Linked DNA regions of Homo sapiens: regions 1, 2, 3, 4 and 5 are each linked to region 6. Evidence: chromatin contacts called from ENCODE Hi-C data. All regions are on one chromosome and are shown on one strand. Each heading gives the region's core, a stretch centred on a gene start or an enhancer-like site at or near the end of the contact. The rest is flanking DNA. Distances are from core to core; before and after follow the strand shown. Region 1 holds the start of ZNF420 (zinc finger protein 420). Region 2 holds the start of ZNF790 (zinc finger protein 790). Region 3 holds the start of ZNF568 (zinc finger protein 568). Region 4 holds the start of ZNF565 (zinc finger protein 565). Region 5 holds the start of ZNF585A (zinc finger protein 585A). Region 6 holds the start of ZNF230-DT (ZNF230 divergent transcript).

Region 1 (4,718 bases), core at 232-2,731, 6.9 Mb after region 6:
CAAGCAATTCTCCTGCCTCAGCCTCCTAAGTAGCTGGGATTACAGGCATGCGCCACCACGCCCAGCTAATTTTGTATTTTTAGTAGAGGTCATGGTGAAACCATGACCTCAGGTAATCCACCCGCCTCTGCCTCCCAAAGCGCTGGGATTACAGATGTGAGCCACCGCGCACAGCATCCAGTGGCTGTCTTGAAGGTATTATCAGCCCTAAAATTCTCATCCTAAGACCAGGTCTGTAACTTGCAAATAACTCCTATTCATCACTCAGGTGTCCAAATGTCTGACTTCCTTACTTCTTGCCACTTCCCTGCACCCAATCCCCTTAAGGCTATAAGGCAAGAGGACGCAGGGAAGAAGTCGTGAACTCGTAAGTAACTACATTTCCCAAGGTGAACCGAGGATGGATACAGAAATGAAGCAATACAGGCCATGGATGAAAGGGCAGCCACTGTGGTCAAATCAAAAAGTCCTTAAGTCCTCAGAGCCACATGGGAGGAGCACAGAGCCACATGGGACTCACAATCCATAGGCAGACCTCAGCCCCAAATGAACCCCAGAAATACCAAAAAGAAATTTACTTCTGTACTGGACTAAACCCCCATAAGGTCACAGAATATACAAATGGCCACATAAAGTCACACATAATCACATTTCCACAGTTACACAGCTAGAGGCACAATCACCCAATTATGCTACATTGTTAGACCACCTTGTCTCAAACAAAATCCCATTAAGTACAAGGCATATAATTACATCCAAGCACCTTGTCAGAGACACATACCGCCAAAAACACCCTTTCAAAGCTGCAATTTTAGTCTCTTTACACAGTCATGAAAACAGCACACACAACCCCACAGTCACACACAATCAGACAGTCACCCAACCCAGTACGAAATCAGGGAAACACGCGGTAATAAACACCGTGTCACAGCAACACTGTCACACACCTTAAATTTACTGGCAAATCCATCCCACGATATCAGGTTTACACACAACCTCAAAGTGACACAAGAACATCCAAACACTCTTGTCACAACTGTCACACACTTCATAGTCACAGGCAAACCCCAATTATACACGCGGCACACATAAAATCACAGTCACATAAGTATATCCCAGCCAGGTAAGCAAACAGTCACAAACACCCTCAGAGTCACAACTCACACTCATACAAATGCTCATACACAAAACCACAGCCACACACGTCCAGTCGTGTATGCACAGGCAGTCGCCAATACCAGGCAGGCTGTAGCCTGCACACAAAACCGGAGACACGGCCACACGAGTAACCCCAGCGACGCTTTCTCCGCGCGTGTCCGCTCCGGCATCCCGGACACTCCTACCTTGACAGAGGTGCAGTTCAGGGTCCAAGATCTGGCTCCCGGGTTCCAAGCCCAATTTCGGGTTCGCCAGCCCAGCAGGTGCGGAGCCAAGCTCCTCCACAGACGCGGCCCTCTCCCCACGCGAGGCCTCCAAATCTCGCAAACTAACGGAAATGAAGCTACGCTCCGGGAGCGGTGCCTCTGGGAAATGTAGTCCAGCGCTCCGGACGCCGTGCCTCTGGGAAATGTAGTCCAGCGCTTGGCTAGCCGGCCAGAACGCCAGGAGGCCCGGGCCGCTCACCCCTCGAGGGGCTCGTGGGCTCGGCCTGTGGAACCTGCTTGTCCCGCCTGCAGCGCCCCGGAGGTTTCTGGGAGTGCCCGCCCGCCCGCGCTCAGTGCGCAGGCGTCAGACGCTCAGGGCCTGCGAGAGCGAGCTGAGTGGTCCCAGGGTCTACCCCTGGCAGGAGAGAGGGTGGGACCCGCCGGCCAGGCAGGTGCGGGGGAGGAGCTGGGGCCGGTGCGGGGACCCGCCGGAACCTCGGATTTGCAGAGGACCCTGTGTGTGCCCTCCCAGGCCCTTGGGGTGTGTGTGACAATGGGAGATGCCAGGTGGACTGAGAGTCTTTCCGTGGCCGGGTGTGTATGGTTGTGTTTCTGCCTGTGTGTGATTCTTCCTGCTGTGGGGTGTGAGGTGATTTGTACTTTAAGCTGCGTAGTAATGGGATTTTATAACTGTGTAGAATCGTCTAACAGAGTAAGACGATTTTACACAGATCTCTATTGTGGTTTGCTTATGAAGGGTATCTGTATGTATATCTGCTTTTTTGTGTGTGGCCGTAATTGAGTAACTGGTGATCTGTGTTATATAAACGTGCTTTCTTTGTGCTTGTATTTCAGTGTCTGTAAGGGTGCCAAGAGCAAATGAGCTGTGTGTGATCGTGTGTGACAGTGAAAATACTATGGCCAAGTTATTTCTTCCTTAAATAGTAATGTAATAATCTGGAAAAGATAATCAATTTATCTGACAAGTAATTTAGACATCATTTTTCTATTGGATCAAATATATGTGTTATCGGGAAGAATCCAAAATTAACGTAGTTTTTTCTTTGTTTTTAGAAAGATTATTTCAAAACCAGTCCTAGGGTAACTGCCTTTTCCTCTGCCACAGCAGGCCAAAAGTAGATATCCATTATTTTCTAATTAGAGGGTAAAGTTTCTCTTATTACTGGGTACGGTTGAGAGGCCATCAACTAATAAAATAATAAAACAACGTTATACATAAGAAGAGTGAATTTTAGCACAGTACAGCACTAGTCAGATTTCCCAAATTCTAGGTCAAACACTTGTCCTCATTTTCTGATGAGAAAACCTTGGCCGGCAGAAAGTAACTTAAGGCTGTAGAGTTTGTTGGTAAACCTGAACTTATTTTTACTTACTTCAAGACCTCTTGGCCTTTTATGATTTTTGAATAATCAAAAACTTGTGAACTTCCAGCACAGAGAAGATAGAGTATAATTTCACCACTCCTTCAGAGGGAAAAAAATTAATAAAACTTGGTCTTGCAAGACCATATATCAAATACATTGATCTCTTACCGGTAATGTGACTGGAATAGCAAATTTGGTGATCAGAATTCTTGAGGGAATGAACCTGTGTGTGTGATCAGGCATAGCTATGTGAAATATAGATAATTAAATTGCACTGAGTTAGAGTGGGTCAAAGTCAGGCAAGAATTATGTCCAATTCACATGCACACGTATGTTTATTGCGGCACTATTCACGATAGCAAAGACTTGGAACCAACCCAAATGTCCATCAATGATAGACTGGATTAAGAAAATGTGGCACATATACATCATGGAATACTATGCAGCCATAAAAAAGGATGAGTTCATGTCCTTTATAGGGACATGGATAAAGCTGGAAACCATCATTCTTAGCAAACTATCGCAAGGACAGAAAACCAAACACCACATGTTCTCACTCATAGGTGGGAATTGAACAATGAGAACACTTGGACACAGGGTAAGGAACATCACACACTGGGGCCTGTCAGGGAGTGGGGGTAGGGGGAGGGGTAGCATTAGGAGATATATCTAATGTAAATGATGAGTTAACAGGTGCAGCACACCAACATGGCACATGTATACATATGTAACAAACCTGCACGTTGTGCACATGTACCCTAGAACTTAAAGTATAATAAATAAATAAAAATAAAAATAAAAAAGAATTATGTCCAATTATATATGGGAGATATATACTGGGTTTTGTTTTTTTTTTTAGGAGGTGACAGACACATTCTGGTTTCAAATTGAACAGCATGCATTGATCTTGAGCCGCATCTGTGTGATTCTGGGTCACTACTTTTGGCTTTTGAATAGTTACGATGAGTGCTTGCAAGAAAAAGGAAGCTATCACTTAAAAGTAAAAAACAGTTGTTCACCTGAGATGAATAGATTCCATGTGGATGGGCTTCTTGTATATTAAACTTATGACATTTTATATGTGTTGATATGTGATTTTTTTAAAAAAAGTATAGGCAGCTTTTCAGATTCACAAAGAGGTACTTTAAGCTAAAAAAGGTTAAGACCATCAGAAACGTAGACTGCAGGAACTGAGAAGGATTTGTTAGAATACTATGTGATATAATTAGTATAAAAATAGTATATATTTTATAGAGGGATACACACAAAACTCCTGCTAATGGTAACCTTTAGGGAGAGAAGAGAGGATTTAGGGTAAAGGGGGAGAAGTAAATGTCAAAGGGAACTTAAGCATTATAGGTCATTTCTCTCCCTCTCTCTCTGTTTTTGTTTGTTTGTTTGTTTTTGTTTTTGTTTTTGTTTTGAGACAGAGTCTCACTCTGTCGCCCGGGCTGGAGTGCAGTGGTGCGCTCTCAGCTCACTGCAACCTCCGCTTCCCGGGTTCAAGTGATTCTCCTGCCTCAGCCTCCCGAGTAGCTGGGATTACAGGCGCCTGCCACTACGCCCAGCTAATTTTTTGTATTTTTAGTGGAGACAGGGTTTCACCATTTTAGCCAGGCTGGTCTCGAACTCCTGACCTCGTGATTTGCCCACCTTGGCCTCCCAAAGTGCTGGGATGACAGACGTGAGCTACCGCGCCCGGCCTCTCTCTCTCTTTTAGCAAGGTAGCATCACTCATATATTTAAAATTTAATTTTAAAATATAAAAGTCAATAGAGACGTTGGTTTTGGAGCAAGGAAGTGAGCCAAGGAACCTAAACTGTGGAAGCAGACAAAATCCAGAAAAACTTACACCTTAGGAAGACTGCAGAGAGAAGGGAATAGTAAGGCAACAAGTTTTCATAGGCCTGAGGTGTCTTGTTTGTTTATGAAATGCCAGTTTCATATTTATGTCCTTATAACCCATTTT
Region 2 (4,444 bases), core at 1,788-4,287, 7.2 Mb after region 6:
GGTCTCAAACTCCTGACCTCATGCGATCCACCTGCCTTGGCCTCCCACAGTGCTGGGATTACAGGCATGACCCACCGTGCCCAGCCTGTTCCTTCCATTAATCTATCTTTCTGTCCTTCACCAAAAACACACTGTCTTGATTACTTAGGGCATCTCAACCTTGGACCATTATTTGGGACTGGATAATTCTTTGTTGTGGCAAGCTATCCTGTGCTTGTAGTGTATTTAGCAGCTTCCCTGACCTCTGTCCTCTAAATGCAAATTGTACCTCTCCAGTTGTGACTACCAAGAACTTCATACTGTGCTGTATATCTCCTGGAGAACAAAATCACCTCTGGTTGAAAAACATTATGGTAAAGCTTTGAAAATATTAATAATATTTTAAATTCCTTTTTAGATAGTTCCAACATCTACATCATATCTTTTTCTTTTCTTTTAATTTTTGAGGTAGGGTCTTGCTTTGTTGCCCAGGCTAGAGTGCAGTGGTGCAATCACAGTTCACTGCAGCCTCAAGCTCCTGGGGAGATCCTACCTGAGTCTACCTCTATTTGTTTGTTGTTGCTTTTTGCTTTTATGTCTTGAGTGTCATGATTTTTCTTGCCTTTTCATGTGTCTTGTAATTTGATGTTGCTGAAAACCATACATCTTTAGGACAGTAGTGAGCAGAAATTAGTTAACATAGCAGGTCTGAGACTACTTATCCTTAGAAAGGCCTGATATGCGAGGTTAGTCTTTGGCTTGCATCTAGAACTTGAATTTCAGATTGGTTCCCACCTTCCTAATAAGTGGCTTACTATGCCTAAACTTTTTGTACAAACAGTATGGTTTATGTTAAACACCCGCTTTCCTTCTGGGAATTTGAAATTCTGGTATGTGTTAGGCACAGACTGCCTATGTGACCAGCCCCCAATAAAAACATAGGGCACTGAATCTATAATAAACTGCCCTGATTGGTAACATCTCACATGTATTGTCACAACTCACTGCTGGGGAACAAATAAATCCCATATAAATTTACTGGGAAAGAACCCTTCGCAGTGTGCACCTGGTTTCCCCTGGACTTTGCCCCATGCGCTTTTTTCTTTACTGATTTTCTTTTGTATCACTTCACTGTGAGCCTCCCAGTGAATCATCAGAGCTTGGGCGTGTAGTGGTTGGTCTTGGGGTCCCCTGCCAGTAGTACCAGGAAAATGATGTTGATGGCTGGATGGGCATACCTTTCCTTCTGTAAGGCCTTTACTATGGGGTTTTCGGTTAATCCAGTTAGGAGTTTAACAACTAATCAAGACAGAAAATTTGTACAATTTGATTGCATTTATATACATTTCACAGCAAGATTAAAACTTTTTTTTCTTTTTTTGAGATGGAGTTTCGCTCTTGTCGCCCAGACTGGAGTGCAGTGGTGTGATCTTGGTTCACTGCAACCTCTGCCTCCTGGGTTCAAGCGATTCTCCTGCCTCAGCCTCCAGAGTAGCTGGGATTACAGGCATGCACCACCACACCTAGCTAATTTTTGTATTATTAGTAGAGACAGGGTTTTACCATGTTAGCCAAGCTGGTCTCGAACTCCTGACCTCAGGTGATCCACCCTCCTCAGCCTCCCAAAGTGCTGGGATTACAGGCGTGAGCCACCGCGTCCAGCTGAGAGATTAAAACTATTAAAGAGCCAAGATATTATTAATACCCTAAAGATCAGCTGGAGCTGGAGCTGGGTATCAGAAATGATCACACAGGTTATGTGCAGTGACTCATGCCTGTAATGCCAGTACTTTGTGAGGCCTACTTGGGAGGATCACTTGAGCCCAGGAGTTCGAGACCAGCCTGGCCAACATGGCGAGACCCTGTCTCTATAAAAATTAGCTGAGTGTGATGGCACACACCTGTAGTCCCAGCTATTCTGGAGGCTGAGGTGGGAGGATCACTTGAGCCAGGGAGGCAGAGGTTGCAGAGAGCCTAGATCGTGCCACTGTACTCCAGCCTGGGTGACAAAGCCAGACCCTGTCTCAAAAAAAACAACAAACAAACAAACAAAAAGAGAAATGATCACATAGAATGGGCATTTGTTCTTGAGATACCAACACTTGTGTGGAGTTATACTGAACTTACACATTTTATGCACTTCAAGTATTTTCTGTTTCACAATAAAAAAAGAAACAACTATTTTAGTTACCTGATAAGTTTGAAAGTACTGAAAAAAATTACTCCTCTGTCAGAAAGTTTAGATGTAGATTGAAATGATGTACATCTAAAAGAGAAGCAAATGAAAACTGGCAAGTGTGTACTTCAGCAAAAAGAATGGCATGAATGGAATTTACAAAACAGTACTAATGTTACTATAAACATTAATTGAAACCAAACACTTTAAGGGCGATTGGAGGATGGGAATAAGGTATTAGGAAGAGTTCTCATGGATTCCCAGACAGGGTACCCCTATAGGGCTGGGCATGTAGCTGTGTCCCATGGATCGTTTCCCCTTCGTTCTATCCCAGGCTGGTACTTGTGGGACAAGAGGTGTCCACCCAGCCGGGCCGAGGCTCGGGCAGAGACGGGACAGACTCGCCACTCGCTTGGCACAGTCTTGTAGGACTTTCCCGCCATGCCACATAGGTCAGAGGCCCACGCAGCGAGCTCCTACTGAAAACCATCGCACCATCCCCCCGGGGCATTTCTGCAGTGTTCCAGGCTCTGGACTACATTTCCCAGGGCCGTCGGGACCAAGGTTACTTCCAGCCTAAGATGGCCTGGGCTTACTGTCCTGTTCCCAGGGCTGGGAGCCTTTTGCAGAGGTAGGGCAGCCTGCATGCCTCCGCTGAAGCTTCCTAAACGCGGCCTGGAATTCTGGAAGCTCTCGGCAGCAGATGTGAGCGGTGTGTGGGCGATGGTCTTTGCCCAGCGAGGGGATGGGGCTCAAATGCAGGGTCCGTTAATGGTGACCGCGGTGTCCGGGGCAGTTAAAGACGGCCCAGGCTCCGGACTACATTTCCCAGAGTGCACCGTTCCCCGGGCAACTTCCTGTCAGCCCTCTGTCCCTTTAGGGTTAATAGAAAGATCGCGGAACCTTCCACCATCAAGGGACCGCAGGGCCGGGTGAGTGATTCCGAGACACAGAAGCCGAATGACTCCGGAGGGCCCGAGGCCGGGGCTGAGGGGAGTGAGGTGCTAATGTCTTTGGAGTTGGTGGCTTTGCCGGCGAGGGAGCGTGGGGGCGAGCGATCGCGATGGGAGCAGTGGATGCGAGAGTGAAATTGATGCAGGAGCTGGGGCCGCGACGGGAGCTTGTGTGTGTGTGTGTGTATGTGTGTGTGTGTGTGTGTGTGCGCGCACGCGCACACGACGTTGACAGGCGCTGTGTGTGACCCTAATGGACTATTTAAATGTGACTGTATGTACGTGATTATGACTGCGTCGCGTTGTGCGTGACCACGTTCGTAAAGGTGGTGATAGCAGCCGCTATGGGGCCAAAAACAAAGAATTGAGCTTTGCGTTGAGTGACAGGCATAGTCCTTCGTGAATGTGTGGGGAGCAGTTTTTGTGCTGGCCCGTAGCTGGATTGGAGTGGGGGCAACCTAGAAGGAGGGGAGAAGAATGGGACACAGTGTAGACAACATAGTTCAAGAGTTTCTCCGTAAATTAGAGCAGAGAAATGGAGCAGCAGGTTGGGGTAGAGGGCTGGGGAAGACGGCTGGGGAACAACCACCCATCAACATGTTGTTGGAAATGAGCCACGAGAGGGGGGAAAAGTCCAGGCAAGGGTAAGTAAACAAGGCTCATCTGTGTGGGTGTAGTTAAAAATGCAAGAATTAAAAAAAATAGAAAAGGGTAATCGCGCTGCAGAGAGTAAACCATGAGCTGAAGATTTCAGATATAGGGGGAAAATACCCTGTGTTTGGTAGAGGTCAACAAAAGTGAGATGTGGTGAGTTATATACAATCTCATGGCAGGAAATTCAAAACTAGAGTTTGTGGAGGGAGGAAGAAAGGTCTGAAGGTAGTGAACAACAAGGAGGCCGGCCATCTGTTCCATTTTCAGACCCACTGGTAAGAGGCTGTAGCTGGGGAAATGTTGAGAGGGCTGCAGAGTCCTCCAGATACAGCCTAGTTTCTGTTAGACTCAGAATGTTAGGGCGTGTTCAAGGAAGTGGTTGAAGATAAAAGAGGAGTTGGTTGTTAATGAATTATGAATTCCATTATGAAGGCATACAGGAAAAGTGTTGAAAGTTGGGAAGAATGAGAAAAGGGGACAAATGAGACTTGATGGTATACAATGTCCGAAAAGACAGTTGACTAGAAATTCTGGGACTTCTTATAGTAGATAAATATAAATACAAGGTTGGATTGACATTTATTCTGGTTGGATTCAAGTCAGTTTTGGAGAGATAGCGTGGGATAGTGAAAGATGATTTCTTGAGTGTGAGAAACAAACTTACCCGTCCCAAAGAATGGAC
Region 3 (4,812 bases), core at 6-2,505, 7.1 Mb after region 6:
ACACAGATCTGAAACATAAAGACACAAGGGGGTTAGAAAATGAAATTCTTAAGAAATACAATAAAACTTGAAAAGCAATATTATCAGACAAAAGAGAACCCGGACTAAAAGGCATTCACCAGGATAAAGAGGTATGTTTCTTAAGGTGGTAGACTGGAATTTTAGTCCAATTCCTCACACCCTCTAATAGATTATTATTCATACTCTTTGCGAGGTAACTTTGCTCTCCAACTGTGGGCATAATTGATTTTAGGCTTAGCCATGTGACTTGCTCTGGTTGAGGCAATCTCTCTTGCGCTCTGGTGACCCATCAGGAGCAGAGCATGCCCTGGCAACAAATGTCCTTTTGGCCTGAGACCCTGAAAGAACACATGCGGCGCAGATCTTAACTCGTCACGCAGCCTATCCACTCAGCCAAGCCCCACCTAGATCAGCTGAACACAGTCAATGCGCAAGCCTGTGAACAGGAGAGTAAGGACTTGCTGTTGTATGGCATTGAGTTCAGGGGTGGTTTTTAGACATAATTATTATCATGGCAATAGCTAACTAACATACATAAAAGCAGCAAGTCATAAGATAATAATGAACCTGAAAAGTTCGCCAAGGAATAGTGGAAAATTACAAAGGGCCAAGGGCTACTAGGGTAAAAAAGACAGCAAAGAAGACTACAGAGGAGTGGCCAACAAGGAGGGAGGATCAGTAGAAAACAAATAAGTGTTTTTCAAGCCGTTACCAACTGTGCCAAATGCTACAGAAAAGCCAGCTCAAGACAAGAACTACTAGACATATTACAATCACGCACACTTCGCCACGTTCACACTCGCTACAGCCTTAATCATAATCACACACATATCACACATTTCATCATAATCCCGCGCAACCAAATATCACAATCACCCCATCAGATTATTCGTGCCGTCACACTCACACACACAACCACACACCCACACTAACTCCCATCACAGTTTTTTGTCCCATCAACTGCAACCACTCACCATTAGCGTACCCTGAGCACTCCCCACTGCCGCTACTCGGGACACTCTGGGCCTTAGAGGATCCGTGTCCCGTCAACCGCGAGTCCCTTGCTCGCCCCCTGCTGCGGGGACTCGGCAGCGTCACCTGCCGGAAACACCCGAATGTTCATCCCGCGCGCAGTTTCTGAGATGCTGGGTGAAGGCGACCCGCAGATAGGTCTGTGACAGACGCCTAAAGCGCCGAACCATCCCTCCGCGCCAGCGACGTTTCCGAGGACAACACCTCCCAGCAGGCCCCGCGGCCCCACTCAACTTCCGGCCAGAACACATCTGCTTTCCTGTGTGAGGGTGAGGCTTGGGCCGGGTTCCCCGGGAGGCTCATCTCCATTGCGCAGCGCTACGGCGACCCGCAACTCCGAGGCTCGGCTGGATGTTGAGAGTTGAGGGAGCAGCCGTTTCGGGTGGGCCCAGGCGAGGAGCTGACAGGAATCGGCGTGGGTCCCGCTCTGGACTACATTTCCCAGAGGGCCTGGTGGCCTGCCACTTTTCTCGCAGGAATTCGAACGTTTCGTCACTCCTGGCGGGACCCTTAGATCTGGGAGGTGAGATATTTTGGTCCCCAGGAGAACTGGCTCAGGTCTGCAAGTTCCCATCCGGGATGACTGGAAAGGGCTTAGGTGAGGATACCGAAGACCGATGGGGAGCTGGCGCCTTGGGCCCCTGCGGGCGGAGCGGCCTGAAAGGTGGAGGTTGTGTTTGGGAGGCCGAGGCAGGAGGATCACGAGGTCAAGAGATCGAGACCATCCTGGCCAACATGGTGAAACCCCATCTCTACTAAAAATACAAAAATTAGCTAGGCATGGTGGCGCGCGCCTGTAATCCCAGCTACTCGCAGGCTGAGGCAGGAGAATCACTTGAACCCGGGAGGCGGAGGTTGCAGTGAGCCGAGATCGCACCACTGCACTCCAGCCTGGCGACAGGGCAAGACTCTGTCCCCACCCCACCCCACCCCCCCAAAAAAAGAGGGGAGGTTGTGAAATTGTCTGGGAGATAATAACACTGCGGCTTATGTGCGGATATGGGATACCTGTCACTGTGGGGGTTGTGGCTGTGTGTTCCCGTGGTGATGTGTGATTGTGACTCTGCGACAGTGTGGGGTGCCTACGATTGTGCAGCTGTAATTGTGTGTTTCCTATGGTGTGTATGTGATTGTAACTGTGTTGCCGTGTGTGGCTCCTTGTGGGCAGGTGAGACGTGCATGTCGCCTTAAGTGTGACTGTCCCTAAATGTATGTGGCATTCTGTGTATGAGTATGGGGTCCTGTCAACTATGCGATTGTGACTCCAGAACTCTGTCTCTAGGAAACCTCTCTGAGGTCTGGTCAGATTCCAACCCTGGACAGCAGTGAACACAACCTTTCCCCTGAGCCACTGGAATTGGACAGAATGCCCCATTCTCCTCTGATCTCCATTCCTCATGTGTGGTGGGTAATGGGGCTGGGGAAGAACTCTTACTTGACTAATCTGGGTACCAAGAAAAACCTGGTGTCTCACAGTTACTCTTCCCTCTCCCAATTTTACCTTTCTCCAGGTGTCACCCAGAAGAGGAGGAAAGAATGCATGATGAACTTCTACAAGCAGTATCCAAGGTGTGTTGGGGTTTCCTCTTTTTCTTCTGAAAATTCTTGCTTAAAGGAATGTCATTTAATTATAGGTCCCTATAATTTTCCCATCACAGAAAAGGATGGTTGCTCCACTTATGCTTGCTGAATTTTCTTCTCAAATATTTATTCTGATTTAAAAATAAAAGGATGATTAATTTAGAGATCTCAAAAACACAGCATTACCAAGAAAAAATAAAATTTAGCCACTCAGATAACTAGGGTTAATATTTTAATGTATTTTCATTATTTGTCAAAAACCAAATTTTATTTCATTTACCATTTGATGTTCTACATTTTTGCAAAAAGAAGTGTCAGAAATATTCTCCCATGTCATCAAATGGTCTTGGGAAATACATTTTTGATGTTTGCAAAAACTATGATATACAAATCAGACATGCCAGACTTTTAAATCCTCATTTGAATATATATCTGTACTTATACCCGCCCACCCCCACAGGTTTGAATTTGGGTTTCCGTGATTAATAATAAAATTGAACATATTCCATATGTTTATTGGTTTTTAGTCATCTTTTGTGACATGTCAGTTCAAATCTTTACTCATTTTTCTCTTGGAATAGCTCTTATTGATTCGTATGAGTTATTTATGTAATCTGGATCTCAGTCCTTTATTGATTGTTTTCCTACTATTTGGACTATTTCATCATTTCCTGTAAGATGATTTTATGATAAGTTCTAATTTTTAAAAAGCTGAGTTTATCAATATTTTTTCTTTATGGTTAGTGCTTTTTGTATCTTTTTAAATAAATCCTTCCCTGTCCCAAGGTCATGCAGATACTCTCCTATATTTATGCTTAAAGCCATAAGTTTCACTTTCATGTTTAGATATTTTATATAGTTGCAACTGGTTTTTGTATATGTTATGAGGTAAGAGTCAGATTCCCCCCTCCTTATTAATACCCAGTTTATCAATACCATATATTGGAAGGTCTATTGTGTTCTCATTGGTCTTCAAATATACCTAGTGTCTATATGTGCATGGGTATGTTTATGAACTCTTTATTCTCTTCCACTGATTTTTTATATTCCTGTGCCAGTATCATACAGTCTTGATTAGCTCGTCTCCCTTGATGGTAATCTGCCTTGTCTTCCTCTGACTGTTTTGTTTTTGGCTTTCTGTAATTTTAGTGTAAGATATATAAATGTGTTTTATTTGTCTGCTTGGGATTTGTAGAGTTTTAAAATTTATGGATGGATATCTATTATTAGTTCAGGAAAATCTTCAGTCATTATACCTTCAAAAAGCCCCCGTATCATTCTCTCCCCCTTTCCTTCTCAGGTTCTAACTAAACATATGTTAGAATTTCTTCTTCTTTTCTGTGTCTTATCTCTTTTTGGTTTTTAGAGTTGATACTTATAGCTGAAATCAAAGCAAACAAAAGAACCTTGCCTCATCTCAGGAGGGGGCAGTGGGCATGGCAGGCAATTACAGAGTTTTTGGATTCTTCCTCCAAGTAATAATAAAAATATCTTTATTCAGTTTGTGTTTCAACACTTCTAATCTTGGGGAACTCACTAAATTGTAAGGTTATCCATTCACCAGGTAATCATTTTATCTGAAAATTAGAGGATACATACTAGGATAGAGGACTCAGAATAGTGACAATGTTTTCTCAAGGTGTAAATTTGGAACTCTGAGTGGGCCTACTCTCAATTTTTAAATTGTATGTGTTTGGTACAGATGCAGAGAAAATCAGGATAAGAATAAGTCTAACTAAGTATTTTGTGTAAGGCCTTTCTATCTGAATTTCTTTTAAAGAGGACTGAGTCTTCCCTCTCCTGTGCCAAAGCCCAAATAGAATATCTGCTTCCCCTCTTGCATCAGTCTCTAGTTACACTTCTCATTTCTATAGAGAAGATTGTTGCCCAGTATTAACGGGAATAACTAGGGACATGTAGTATACTGTAGTAGACAATAAATTTTTATTTTTTTTGGGACAGAGTTTCACTCTTGTTTCCCAGGCTGGAGCACAATGGCATGATCTCGGCTCACCACAACCTCCACCTCCTGGGTTCAAGCGATTCTCCTGCCTCAGCCTCCCGAGTAGCTGGGATTACAGGCATGCGCCACTACGCCCGGCTAATTTTTGTATTTTTAGTAGAGACGGTGTTTCTCCATGCTGGTCAGGCTGGTCTTGAACTCCCAACCTCAGGTGA
Region 4 (4,742 bases), core at 453-2,952, 7.8 Mb after region 6:
ACCCGACCAAGATCACAGTAAATTAATACATTCACTTAAGTTTGCGCACACTTCTTAATGTCACATGGTATATTTATTTGTTCACATTTGTTATGCCCCTTAGTAGTATTTTAAAGTTCTTTCCTAATAGTTCTGAACCTTTAAGTTTCTTCCACAATACTTTATCTTTTTACTGCTATTGTAAATATTAGTTTTCTTCAACTATGTATTCTAACTGATATTTGTAAATTAGAAGGCTATTTATTTATAGATATTAACTTGGTACCCAATTACTTTATTTAACTTTTTGTAATTTAAAACTATGTCAATGACGACAGCGGGGGCGGGGTGATTTCCTTAGAAAACGCATCTTTGGAGACGTCAGTAGCATTCTCCATTACTTCACAAAATCCATACAACCTGAGAACGCCTCGACTCATTAAGGAATTAAGACACCTAGGATTTAGTCCAGACTCATAGATAAACACTGCAACAATTAAGCTTTCTTCAAAAAATGAGGATAACTGTGCCTAACCTAAAACCGTTGACTCCCTCATCCTGGGCGCCGTTATATGGGATTGCTTCTCAAAGCGTACAATGCTGTTTAGTCTAGGGCTTTGCTTAACAGCCCTATTTAAGTACCCCAAAGATGGGGATTTGAATAGTCTGAAGTAGGCACCCCGAAACTAAAGTTCCTTCGAAACACTCTCGTTTAATTAAAAAAAAAAGTCACGGTGATTTGCATGCCACTCCAATTAAAAAGAAATGCTTTTATATAAAAACTCGTTTTAAAATTATTCACCACTTAGCTTTTCCACCCCTTCAATTTTCAAGTAAAAAAGACGCTCCAGGAAGATGGCACCGTTATAATTATCAGCACTTTCGACAAGGGAAGTGCAGCTCAAACGTTATACCTCAATGCTGGTCTCCTACATCTCCCTCTTAGGCACAATCACACACAATCCCGCACCCAGTTTCACATTCACTCAACAATCCCAAACATCAGGTCAAACTTTGAGGACAAACTCGGTCACACTCGCTCAAACCCGCCTCAGAGGCCCCCATCTCCGCCCCGCACGTAGGCCAGAAGCTCTTACACCCACTCCCTGCCCTCGCGCCGCGCCCCTAAAGATCAGGAATCCTCCCCTTTAACCTCCCCGGTCCGACCGACCCGAGACGCCCAGATCCCACCTCCTACTTTCGCGCCACGTGGACCCAGGGGCCGTACTGACCCGCGGACAAAGACCAAAATGTCCACTCGGTGCGCTGCGCTTGCGCACTCGGAGAGCGAGGAAGCACTCCCAGAAGTCTCCGCGACGCGGCCCGCCTCGGTCACCGCGGCCAGGCCCAGGCTGGTACTGAATTACCTTCTATTACCAGCAACGTCGCTTCTCAGGCCTTGGACTACATTTCCCTTGAGGCTTTACTGGTCGACTCTCTGTCTCCTCCCCTCCCCCCGCGAACTTGGCCGCCTCCTTCTGTGACGATGGAGCTCTTGAGGTAAGTAGTCCTTTAGCGTCAGATGACTTCAAGCTTGCTGGAAGGTCTGGAGTGGCGACGCCCTCTCCGAAGACTCGTGGGCGCAAAAATGTCAAAACGAGCCAGGCCCCGACTCAGAGATAAGAGAACGCCATTCTGTCCGTGGCCGATCTAGCTCTGGACTACAATTCCCAGAGCCCACAGCGGCCTGACGTTACGTCGTTCTTGACGTCGTGGCGAGCTAGTTAGCTCCGCAAGGACCCGGACGCGACCAGGGGAGGCAGAAGGTGAGGGGTCTGGGAGTCCTGGGCGGGGCCGGGGCGTGTCCGGAGCCTCGAATCTGTGCGCGCAGGCGGGAGCTGGCTGCGGATGCGCCGTTCTGAATGTGTCTTTGTGGCTGTGTGGCTGGGTGTGGGTGTCTGCAACTGTGCACGTGTAACCGCCTGTCTCCAGGGTGTCTGGTGGTTTTTGTGTAACCATGTGTGATAGAGAGTATCGGGGTGCAGGGTCCTTGTGACCGGGGGTGATACTGCGTGTGTCCCCGTTGTATATGTGGCCTGTTCGCCCTGTTCCTGGGGTGTGAGTACAGTTGTGACTGTGTGACCACTGCGGGTGTGCGGTTGTGATTCATGTCTCCAAGGTGTGTGCGTGGTTTTGGTTGTGTGACACTGTGGCCGTGTGCAATTGCCTGTGCCTGTGACTGTGTGGTGACGCCGCTTGTGTATTCCTGTATCCCTTGGTGTGTGTGTTTGTGTGTATGTGTGTGGTGCTGTGTATGCGGGAGTGGGGTGCCACTGCTTGTGTGGGTTGCTTGTGTGAGTGTGACTGTGTGTATGTCCACAGTGAAAGTTCAGTTGTGACTGGGTGCCGTAAAGTACCAGTGATGGCGTGTGTCCCCTGAGTGGGTGTGTGACTGTGACTATATGAGGCATTTGTGGGTGTTGGTGTGTGGGGCTTGTGACTATACGGGAGTAACTGTATCACAGTGGAGAGTAGATTGTGTGACTGGGTGTGTCTTAGCGGGTGTGTGATTGTGACTGGAAAGATATTGTGACTGGAAAGGTATAGAGGTGTCTGTGATTGTGTCCTGTGTCTCAGGAGTGGATGTAGGGCCGGGTGTGGTGGCTCACATCAGCCCTTTGGGAGGCCGAGGTGGGAGGATCACTTGAGCCCAGGAGTTCGAGACCAGCCTGGCCTGTACAAAAAAAAAAAAAAAAAATTAATGGCTGGCACGGTGGCTCACACCTGTAATCCCAGCACTTTGGGAGGCCGAGGCGGGTGGATCACCTGAGGTCAGGAGTTCTAGACCAGCCTGGCCAACACGATAAAACCCTGTCTCTACTAAAAATACAAAAATTAGCTGGGCGTGGTGGCAGGTGCCTGTAATCCCAGCTGCTCAGGGGGCTGAGGCAGGAGAATCGCTTGAACCCAGGAGGCAGAGGTTGCAGTGAGCCGAGATCGCGCCATCGCACTCCAGCCTGGGGGACAAGAGCGAGACTTCGTCTCAAAAACAAACAAACAAAAAATTAAAAATTATCTGAGTGTGGTGGCCCACACCTGTGGTCCCAGCTACCCGGGAAGCTGAGGTGGGAGGATCTCGAGCTTGAGAGGTCAAGGCTGCAGTGAGCCGTGTTTGAACCACTGCATTCCAGTCTAGGTGACAGAGCGAGACCCTGTCTCAAAAAAATAAAAGAGTGGATGTGTGGTTATGTTTGTGTGACACTGACTGTATGTGCAGCACCAAGTGTGCCAGTGACTCTAGTGCTTGACCCATGCAGAACCTTTGAAGTTAGGACAGATTCTGGCCCTGGACAGGAGTGACCTCAGCCTTCTGAGTGACACTGGATTTAGGCAGATGCCTGGTGTTCTGTGACCACACTTCCCTATATGGTAGGTAAGGAGGATGGTGGTTCAAAAATGACCTGGTTGTTCATGATTCCTTGCTCTTAACCCTTCTCCAAGAAAGGTGCCAAGTTCAAGTACATCAGGTTTTATTCTTATTTCTCTGAAATCCTTCTTGTTTTTCAGGACATGCTTTTCTTTCCTTCTTCTGAAACTTCAGAACCACCCCACCACCACCCTCACCCCTACCAAAGTAACCTGGTCTCCAGTATTTGCCATAGGAGTAATTTACTGCGTGCCTTGGAGATGGACTGAAAGGCCTATATCCTCCCTGCTCCCTGCATACCTAATGTTCTTTTAAATTTTTTTCTTTACTTTTCATTTTGAATTTAAGACTTTAAAATGTAGCAACAATAGAATTCCCATTTGCTCTTTTTTTTTTTTTGAGACGGAGTCCTGCTCTGTCACCCATGCTGGAGTGCAGTGCTGTGATCTCAGCTCACTGCAACCTCCACCTCGCAGGCTCAAGCGATTCTCCTGCGTCAGCCTCCTGAGAAGCTGAGATTACAGACAAATGCCATCGTGCCCAGCTGATTTTTTGTAATTTTAGTAGAGACGGGGGGAGGGGGGTTTCACCATGTTGGCCAGACTGGTCTCGAACTCCTGGCCTCAAGTGATCCTCCTCCCTCAGCATCCCAAAGTGCTGGGTTAGAGATGTGAACCACCATGTCTGGTCTCCATTTTCCTTTTTGTAACTCCTTTGACACGCCTAGCCAATTTTTTGTATTTTTAGTAGAGACAGGGTTTCACCATGTTGGCCATTTGTTTTGTAGAGTCTGCAGTGTAGAATGTTCCTCTCTTTGGAATTGTCTGATATTTCCTGTTGATTAAATTCAGATTCTGCCTTTGGGGCAAGAATACTCCGAAAGCGATGTACCCTTCTCGGCGCATCATGCCAGGGACCCACGAGGTCAATTCGTTACACTATGAGTGGTATTAATTTTAACCGCTTGGTTAAGACGGTGATTGCCAGATTTCTCTGCTGCAAAGTCACTGTTTTTCCCATTATAATTGATACATGTCTTGTGAAGAAATACTTTAAGCCTATGTGAATATCCCGTTTCTTATCCTCCTTTCATCTATTAGTCTTATCCGTTGATGACGCTTGCCTGAAAAAGTTGTTACCAGCTATTTGTCAAATGGTGGGGTTTTGGGGTTTGTTTCCATCATCACTTCTATGTTTATTTTTTCTTCTTTTTTTTTTTGTTTTTTTTGAGACAGAGTCTTGCTCTGTCACCCAGGCTGGAGTGCAGTGGCGCGAGCTCGGCTCACTGCAAGCTCCGCCTCCCTGGTTCATGCGATTCTCCTGCCTCAGCCTCCCGAGTAGTTGGGACTACAGGTGCCTGCCACCGCGCCTGGCTAATTTTTTGTATTTTTAGTAG
Region 5 (4,581 bases), core at 1,270-3,769, 6.8 Mb after region 6:
TAGGTAAACGTGTGCCATGGTGGTTTGCTGCACCTGTCAACCCATCACCTAGGTGTTAAGCCCAGGATGCATTAGCTATTTTTCCTAATGCTCTCCCTCCCGCCACCCCACCCCCAACAGGCCCCAGTGTATGTCGCACCAGGAAACCAAACAAATTGTGTGACTCGCTTTATTGTAGTGGTCTAGAACCAAACCCTAAATATCGCTGAGGTATGCCTGTGTTTGTATAATACTATTGTTATGGAAATAAAAGGGTCTCAATCCAGACTCCAAGAGAGGGTTCTTGATCTCATGCAGGAAAGAATTCCAGGTGGGTTGTAGAGTGCAGTGAGAAGAGATAGTTTATTGAAAGCTACTCCACAACAGAGTAGGGTGTCCTCAGAAAGCAAGTGGAGGAACATCTGTTAAGCTTTTCTTATATAGGGGTCTTGTCTATGTAAAGACTAAAGTAAGCTGTGCCTATGCGTGGGTGGCCTGACATTATGACAAAATTTATTATTCTATTGATTTAAAGAAAACTATCCCTGACATTTTAGTAAGTACATCAAAGTATAACTATAATGATCTTGAAAGCATTTATTGTTATGGGTATTGGACATCTGGACTTTCTGTTGTTCTAGGAGTTTGTCTTTGCAGGCATTACAGGGCTGCTTCCTTCGCTGTAAACACATTAGGACCATGAGTTGTGACTTGCAATGAATGTGCCTTGCTAGTGTCAAGATGGAGCTGAACTTAAAATGGTGTCACTCTGGGTCTCCTAGGTTTCATCTTCCCTAACACTATGACCACACCTGCTGTCTTCTTGATGTTTCCTTGTAAATGTTTTTAATTCCTTTCTTTTTAAATTAGAAATTTACTATGAAAATTTCACACAAATACTATGGAAGAGAACATTATAATGAGTTCTGTCTACTTATCACTCTGCTTTAACATTTATCAACATTTTCTTTTGCAATACCATATACCCCTTCTCAGTGGAGTTTTTTTTTTCTCAGTGGAGTTTTTAAAGCTAATATTATTCCACCCATAAATATTTCCACACGAATCCCTAAAAGTTAAGTCATCTTCTTTTTAACAGAGCTGCATTACTGACAAAATCAACAGTAATTCTTAGCCCCTTGGTAGAAATTGTGTGTTTACTAACGGACTTCCACAGATGTTTCCTTAGACCGTCCTTTCGGAGAAGAAAGAAAACCTGAGATCAGCAGAGTCTAATTCTCTAAACATATTTTTAAGCCGAGTCCCAGAGACAGACATAACTGGCCTGAAGGCATCCAGCATGCCCACATCAGAGTGTAGGTTCAATTCCCTGAAAACAAGTTTCCCACCTGCTGGAACTGAACACATTGGGTAGTAATTTCCCACCACTGTTCAGGTAGAACTTCCTGTCAGAAGCTGAGCTGTGAATCATGTTTAGGAGTTCACCAAGTGAAAGGAATTGTATCTTTACAACTCCTCATCCACACCCTCCAAAAAGGGGAGTAAGGAGGTTTCAGAATTTCCACAGAGGAGAAGCTAAGGGTCAGAGACTGCACTTAAAGCTTCATTGACATGGTAAGGCGATTGTTATTAATTATATTTTAACTTCAAGGTAAATAAAAACAGTCTTCTTTAGGTGCTTTTAGTAACACGTTGGCCATACTAAAGACTATTAGTGTTGTTATTATTGCTGCCTACTATAGTTGCACTTGAGGTATTTAGTGTGGAGGGTAATGGGTGATTCAAATCTCTATTCACCTTCCCACCCGACCCAGCCCTTCAGAAGGGGACGCCCGGACTTCTCCTCCCTCCTCTGGTGGTATCTCCCAGGAGAGGATTGTATTAATACTATTGGACTTCTACCCTATTTCCCAAGGCGGTTTCTCCCATTAAAAGTTGTACCACTCTTCCTGCAGCCTACTACTCATTCAGATGTCTCTCAGACTTTCAGGGTGGTTTCACTCAAGAGATGACTCCCCTAGTGACCTTTCCACCTTTTCCCTGAATGGCGTCTGTAAAAAATGGACTGTACTATCCTGATTCCTCCTATCATCTGCCTGTGGTTTCTCCCAGGATCCCCTTCACTTGGTGATTTTTCCCTGGCTCCTCTATTCCCTGGTAATTATTATCCTCAGTGTCCTGTATTCAGAAAGGTAACTTAGCTTTTCTAAATATAACATACAGCACCAGACCCACATTTCCAGTAACTTTCTCCTCCGAAATAGAAGCCTAGTCAGACAAGGGTCACACTCCAGCATCCTATGTAACTATACCTGCCTCGCTCTAGGAAACCCTGCCAGCGGCCAATTCCTCTGCTCTACGGAATGGATATGCTTTCAAAATGGCGGCCCACGCGAATAAACACCATAAGGGCGCGGCCATGTTCTCTGCCGGACAGCGCCACATTACGGAACCTGTGCGCTGTGTCTGCGCCCTGTTGACTGTTCGAGGAAACTGGCTTCCAAGTTTATTCAGAGCATGCGCCATATCAACAGCCTACAAAGGGGAGGTGCTAGAAGTCGGACCGGAAGTGGAAGTGGTCTTCCAAGGCTTTTTTGCCGCTGGTGTCAGGAGTATTTTCATATTCCAATACCGATAAATCTTTGAGGTGATTTTGGTTGATCACGATTGGGGTTTCTGTGGAGCCAGTAATAGGGGGTGTCGAGGTTGCCTGTGGAGTTAGTGATTGCGGTTTCAGGCTTCGGTGATGGGGTTCTGTGGCGTCCGTTGTTGATTGTGACGGATTTCTCAGGTCATTGATGGAGCTCTTTGGGATGAGTGATTGAGGTTTGGGGGTCAGTGATGGGAGTCTGTGGTCAGTGACAGAGCCTGTAGGGTCAGTTATGGTGATCGGTGAGGACTGTAATCAGCTTGCTTTCTAACCTGAGTTGAAAGTTCAGCTTTTTAATTTTCAGTCTTCTTTAATATAAAAATTCTCAAGTTTTGGTGAATCTTTGTATTAAAAATTGTTCAAATCTAAGTGGTTTTTTCTTTGATCCATGAGTTATTTAGAAGTTCCTTTTTAAAGTAATGTCTGTTTAATGGTCAAATTGAAAAATTGCTTTATGACCTAGTTCGTGGTCAGTTTTCATGAATGTCACATCTATTACATAGAAACAGTGTACTATGTTCTCTAATTGTATTGTTATAGATATTAATTAAGCATATATTCAAAAAATATATCTGTCTCCTCACAGATTATTTTGTCTGCTTAATTACAGAGGAAGGTAAAGTACTCAACTCTGGAAAGGTTATTTGTCCATTTGTCCTTCTTTTTCTGCTTTATATATGTGAAATTATTAGGAATAACTATGTGCACTTTTTTTTTTTTTGAGATGGAGTCTCGCTCTGTCACCCAAGTTGGAGTGCAGTGGCGCGATCTCAGCTCACTGCAACCTCTGCCTAGTGGGTTCAACGGATTCTCCTGCCTCAGCCTCCAGAGTAGCTGGGATTAGAGGCACCCGCCACCACGCCCAGCTAATTTTTTGTATTTTTTAGTAGAGACGGGGATTCACCATGTTGGCCAGGCTGGTCTCAAACTCCTGACCTCAGGTGATCTACCTGCCTCCGCCTCCCAGAGTGCTGGGATTACAGGCGTGAGCCACTGCGCCCGGCATATGTGCATTTTTAATACTTTATAGATATGACTAAGTAGCTCAAAATATAACAATTCAAGCTTATACCAACAATTTATAAAATAACTCATTTTCCCAGATGCTTTTCCAGCAGTGGATATTGTTGCATTTTAAAAGTTTTTAAAATTTTGAGGGAAAATTATATCTAATTGCTCCAATGCATTTTCCAGTTACTAAAGTTGGCATCTTATTTGGTTAATTGCCATTTGTTTCCTTTTCTGTGAATTTTCATATCTTTTGTCCTACTTTTTTTTGTGGTATATTTTAACATAAAGTTAGGAAATATCATCTAATCAAAAGTATCTGATTTTTCTGTTACAGAGTCTGTGTTTCCTCTCACGTGTAATAAGATCCCTCCCAGCCCACCACAGTGTTATACACATGTATACTTCTAAAATTTATTTTAATAGTCTTTGTGATTTAACAAATACACATAATTAAGTGATCAGTCCTGCTGGCATTTGCCTACTGAATAGTGTGTGATGGAGATCTAGTTTGTTTTTTTCCAGGTGGCCAGCCAGTTATATCACTGCATTATATCACTGCCATTTATGCAATGAATGTCTTATGCACACTCATTTGAATACCACTTTTATCACATATATAGATCAATATTGTCTGGTATATTTATTGTTTTACTTGTTTTTATTACATTGTTTTTATATTGTTTTAATATCTGATAATGCATGGTAATCGCTGATATGTATTGTATGATTTTTGTGTGCCTGGGAGGTGTTGAGTACTTTACAAGTATTATCTCATTTAATTTTTGTAACTTTGAGATAAGCATTTTCATCCTCATTTCTGAAATTAAAAGTGAAGAAATGGCTGGGCGCAGTGGCTCACGCCTGTAATCCCAGCACTTTGGGAGGCAGAGGCGAGCGGATCAGGAGGTCAGGAGATCCAGACCATCCTGGCCAACATGGTGAAACCTCGTCTTTACCAAAAATTAGCTGGACATGGTGGC
Region 6 (4,396 bases), core at 765-3,264:
GGCCTCCCAAAGTGCTGGGATTACAGGCGTGAGCCACCGCGCCCAGCAAAAATATTTTAGATATCAGGAAATAGTCATAAGGATAATGGGAATAATAAAATTGAGCATTATATAATATGGCAGTTCACTAGTTTATTCTTTTTTTTTTTTTTTTTTTTGAGTCTCACTCTGTTGCCCAGGCTGGAGTGCAGTGGCGTGATCTTGGCTCACTGCAACCTCCACCTCCCGGGTTTAAGCAATTCTCCTGCCTCAGCCTCTAGAGTAGCTGGGACTACAGGCACGTGCCATCACGCCCGGCTAATATTTGTATTTTTGGTAGAGATGGGGTTTCACCATGTTGGCCAGGCTGGTCTCAAACTACTGACCTCAAGTGATCCACCTGCCTTGGCCTCCCAAAGTGCTGGGATTATAGGCATGAGCCACCACAACCAGCCTCACTAGTTTAGTCTCTATTAGCAATATTTAAAATTTTCTATAGTTAAAAGACATATGGGAAAACACATTAAAATATAACAATTTTTAAAAAAATGTTTATCAACAAATATAGAAGTAGACACAAAGAAAGACAAAAGAAATCAATTAGAAGCTTAACAGTTACTACCTTTACATCTTGGATACATGGGTAATTAAAAAACTTTTTCTACTCTCATTTCTCCTATTTCAGACTTTTCCACAATGATACAGTTCCACAACAGTACGAAATACTTGGAAAACATGAAACAAAATAGTTGAGAAATTTTTAAAAATTCCTAGACGTCCAAGCCCACGAGCCTTGCTCTCAACGTCCTTTCAATCAGGTCCTAACTTGCTTTCCCTACGAGTCCAGCTAGTTCCTCTGCCTCAATGAGAATGTATCCAAGAGGTGATCAACTCAGGCTCTGACCTGGACTGCCTAGGTGCCAACCCCAGCTCTACCTCTCACTAGTTGGCTGCTATGCACCCTGTGTCTCACTCTCATTTTTAAAACAAAGAAAAGCAATACTTCACAGAGCCACAGTGTGGCCTAAATTTATTTGTATAAAGCACTTAGAATGAAGTTACCAATTACGGCTTAATGATTATCAACACCCATTCCCGAGGACACACTCTCGGTTGGGTGAACATCTCTATAAAGGAAAAAAGCCAAGGACCAATCACATAGAGATTTGCCCTCAGTAGCCAAGAAGTCCCCTCCCTGCAGCTCTTTTAGAAAGGTCAGGCTGGGGAAGGCGAAAGTTGTGAAATACCCTGACTGCATCGCGGTCCCCCATAAAAGTTAAATGCTCCCCGCCCTTCGTGGAAGCGGACGCAACTCGCTTTCCTAAAAAGAGGTCAGAAGGCCTCCCGGGATCATCCAGCGTCCTGCAGGGATTAGGGAGAAGGACCAGGGCCCCTGCAGCTGAAGCTATGACTCCACCCGGGGACCTGACCTCTTCGGGAAGTTAACAAGAGACCACCAGTCACCAAGTGACAGGGACTGCTTTAAGGTTCTCATTTGCGTTATCTCTTTCAGTTCCCAAAAACGATTCTACTAGGATGGTTCTAATGTCCCCATTACCAAAAACAGCAATGGAAAGTATAAGGACATTGAGTAACACTCCACGTCACACTGCGAGAAAGCGGTCGCACAGGTAGGGTGGAGAGAGGCAGGCTGAGCGAGGTCAAAGTCCTGGAAACGCTCACAGCAGGGCACAGAGGACCCCGCCAATTCCAACCCCCGGGATGCGAGCACAGCACCCCCATCCCAGAAAGCTTCCGTGGACGGGAAAAAAACCCCATTCCCCGCCCCCACCAAACCTCCGCTCTCCGCCAAGGCTTCTTTTCCCTTGCTTGGATCATCGATCATCGGGTCGTTGCGACCCCAAGCGAAGGTGACAAGTTCAGAAGGACCCGCCAGACGCAGAAATGGCTCAAACTACGCGGTTATGTAGCAACCGCAGGCTCACACACCGGAAGTGCTCGCGTCTCCACAGAGCGTCTGGACTCCACTTCCCAGAATTCCCCGGTTCAACTGCTTGAGCCAAAGGGTCCGCCATTCCATGAAGTTGATGGACTACAGTTCCCAGAATTCACTCGTCCACCCGCCTGAGCCAACTTGCCCGCGACTCAGAGTGTGTCTGGACTCCGCTTCCTCCAATGCCAAAGGAAAATGTCTATAATCTCACTCTTCAGCGGGAAGCGTTGGACTCCGCGGTGGTCCTTGACTACACACACCGCAGTGCCCACCGGGAACGTATTCCATATCTCTGAGCGCCTGGTGGGGAATGTGGACTGTGACCCTGTGAGTCGTCCGTCTCTCTTCCTGAGTCTTTGAGCGAAAATAGTGTATAGACAGGAATTCCTGAAGTCTAAACGCCTCCCACGATGACAGGAGTGTTATTGGGAAGAGAACAAACGAGGAGATAAAATCTTCAAGGATTAGGATAATCTGACGATGGGAGGTTAAAACTAACGGTTTAAAGGATGAGCCAGGTGGAATGGTTTGGCAGGGGCAATGAGGAGCAGGAAGACACCAGCCCCTACTCCAGAAGCTGTGGGACCACTGGTTTGGCAGGAAAAGCCACCCCCATTTAAGATCACAGCTACTAGTGGAGAAGCGGTGTCGTCATGGAATAGCTATCTTCCCATAAACTTTTCATGGTATTCATATTTCTCCTTAGATGTAGAAACATCAAATTTCAGCGAATGTAGTGAATTGCTCAGTACCTCAGAGCAATAATGACTGATGAAGAGCTAGGCATTGGTATCAATCTTACATTGAGATTGTAAATGCAGTAAAACGGGAGGATTCTATAGGTGAAGGAGCATGTCTTATAAAGAGTTTTCTTCCTGGCCAAGCGCAGTGGCTCAAACCTGTAATGCCAACCCTTTGGGAGGCCAGGGCAGGACGTTCCCTTGAGCTCAGGAATTGGAGACCAGACAGGGAAATACAGGGAGACTTCGTCTCTATAAAAATTTTTTTTTAACTGGCCAGGCATGGTGGCCTGATCTTGGGACTACAAGTTCCAAGTACTCAGGAGGCTGAGGTGGGAGGATTGCTGAAGCCCAGGAGTTTGATTGAGGCTGCAGTGAGCTATGATGCCACCACTGCCCTCCAGCCTAGGCAACAGATACCTCAATAATTAAAGATTTTTTTTTTTAAGTTTCTTCTTATTTCTTGGTGAAACATAATTTCTTTATTATAGTTAGCAATTTAAAAACTGGCATTGGTTAAAAAATAATAACAGTATAAAGCTAAATTAGGAAACAATTCATCTAAAAACCTGCTCTTTTGAAGGTAACTTTTTTTCTCCCTATAAACATACATTGGCCTATAAACCAATATTCTTCTTTTTAAAAAAAATGGAGTCTACTGTTTACCTATTTTTCTAAACTAAAAACTTTTCAAAATTTTGTTTAGACACAAAAATAAGGTGACTGTGCCAAACTTTTGATGCCAAACATCCGCTCTCTGAAAATTGAGTGATCACTATTCATATGCCAGTTATAGCTGTATCCTTGATCTACTCTGCCTTCCCGAAAGATAAGATGTATTGACACACTCAATCGTAGCATGCAGGGAACTGAGCCTAAAAGGTTAGGGGCACTTGGCATCAAAGGTCCCTTCTGCTTCCCAGGTCCGTGCACTCTGGGTCTGTGTTGGGAGGAGCAGCCTCTATGATCTCCTAGATGCCTTTGGGGTCATTCTTCCAGTGTTAATGGACAGCAGGTCCTGGCTTCTGTTGACATGACCAATCCAAACTAATCTCCTAAATCAGTTGCTTATCTCTACCGTTGTTTTATCCAGAACAGGTTTTCTAATTTTTTTTTCCAAAGTAGATAGGCTGTGAATTTTTAAAATTCTTAGTTCTGTTTCCCTTTTAATTAATAATTCTGACTTTCTGTGGTGTCCCTCCCACATGTGGGAATTCTGGGAGATACAATTCAAGCTGAGATTTGGGTGGGGACACATCCAAACCATGCCATTGATGACACTGACAAAAACAACAGGGAAAGGACTCCCTATTCAATAAGTGCTGCTGGGATAACTGGCTAGCCATATGCAGAAGATTGAAACTGGTCCCCTTCCTTACACCTTATACAAAAATGAAGCTGGGCGCTGTGGCTCACCTCTGTAAAAATGGGTAATAATGTCCCCACTTTTAGTTACTTGAGTCTTTTTTAGTCAGTCCTGCTAAAGTTTTCACAATTTTGTTAGTCTTTCAGAATAATCAACTCTTGGTTTGGTTGATTTTCTTTGTATTCTTCTTCTGTATTTTATTTATTAATACTTTAATCTTTATTATTTCCCTCCTAATCACTTTCTGTAAGATTCTCCTTTTCTAGTTCATGAAAATAAAATTAGGCTGTGGATGTCAGATCTTTCTTCTTTAATATAAGCATTTACAGATATAAATTTCCCTCCTCCTACTGCTTT

Evidence for each region. Hi-C counts contacts between places; a loop is a spot of excess contacts on that map. Pooled maps may share reads with other maps.
Region 1: a pooled map shows a loop between it and region 6 (13-fold over the local background). The contact joins the promoter of ZNF420 here to the promoter of ZNF230-DT in region 6. A Hi-C loop is called at or near these places in 7 of 50 pooled maps.
Region 2: a loop to region 6 is called in a pooled map, with 11 times the contacts of the local background. The contact joins the promoter of ZNF790 here to the promoter of ZNF230-DT in region 6. A Hi-C loop is called at or near these places in 4 of 50 pooled maps.
Region 3: a pooled map shows a loop between it and region 6 (12-fold over the local background). The contact joins the promoter of ZNF568 here to the promoter of ZNF230-DT in region 6. A Hi-C loop is called at or near these places in 6 of 50 pooled maps.
Region 4: a loop to region 6 is called in a pooled map, with 12 times the contacts of the local background. The contact joins the promoter of ZNF565 here to the promoter of ZNF230-DT in region 6. A Hi-C loop is called at or near these places in 7 of 50 pooled maps.
Region 5: a pooled map shows a loop between it and region 6 (8-fold over the local background). The contact joins the promoter of ZNF585A here to the promoter of ZNF230-DT in region 6. A Hi-C loop is called at or near these places in 5 of 50 pooled maps.

Annotation. Positions count from the first base shown.
Region 1 is chr19:37,075,196-37,079,913 of GRCh38, reverse strand. It overlaps ZNF420 (zinc finger protein 420), which reads right to left and starts at 1,481. Exons shown (of 5, transcript NM_144689.5): 1 at 1,344-1,481. It overlaps LOC105372390 (a long non-coding RNA gene), which reads left to right and starts at 1,717. Exons shown (of 2, transcript XR_001754095.2): 1 at 1,717-1,816; 2 at 3,609-4,718. RefSeq lists an enhancer at 1,406-1,645 and a silencer at 1,736-2,025.
Region 2 is chr19:36,836,980-36,841,423 of GRCh38, reverse strand. ZNF790 (zinc finger protein 790) reads left to right here and starts at 3,037. Exons shown (of 5, transcript NM_206894.4): 1 at 3,037-3,087.
Region 3 is chr19:36,912,775-36,917,586 of GRCh38, reverse strand. It overlaps ZNF568 (zinc finger protein 568), which reads right to left and starts at 1,255. Exons shown (of 7, transcript NM_198539.4): 1 at 996-1,255; 2 at 1-8. ZNF829 (zinc finger protein 829) reads left to right here and starts at 1,296. Exons shown (of 6, transcript NM_001037232.4): 1 at 1,296-1,576; 2 at 2,336-2,457; 3 at 2,565-2,622. The coding sequence starts at 2,420. RefSeq lists enhancers at 1,171-1,550, 1,611-1,660.
Region 4 is chr19:36,211,625-36,216,366 of GRCh38, reverse strand. ZNF565 (zinc finger protein 565) reads left to right here and starts at 1,702. Exons shown (of 5, transcript NM_152477.5): 1 at 1,702-1,745. It overlaps ZNF146 (zinc finger protein 146), which reads right to left and starts at 1,261. Exons shown (of 4, transcript NM_007145.3): 1 at 1,171-1,261. RefSeq lists enhancers at 1,018-1,207, 1,318-1,747.
Region 5 is chr19:37,170,633-37,175,213 of GRCh38, reverse strand. It overlaps ZNF585A (zinc finger protein 585A), which reads left to right and starts at 2,519. Exons shown (of 5, transcript NM_001288800.2): 1 at 2,519-2,587. RefSeq lists enhancers at 2,293-2,587, 2,429-2,618.
Region 6 is chr19:44,000,488-44,004,883 of GRCh38, reverse strand. ZNF230-DT (ZNF230 divergent transcript) reads left to right here and starts at 2,014. Exons shown (of 3, transcript NR_110727.1): 1 at 2,014-2,619. It overlaps ZNF230 (zinc finger protein 230), which reads right to left and starts at 1,927. Exons shown (of 5, transcript NM_006300.4): 1 at 1,777-1,927. RefSeq lists an enhancer at 1,655-2,164.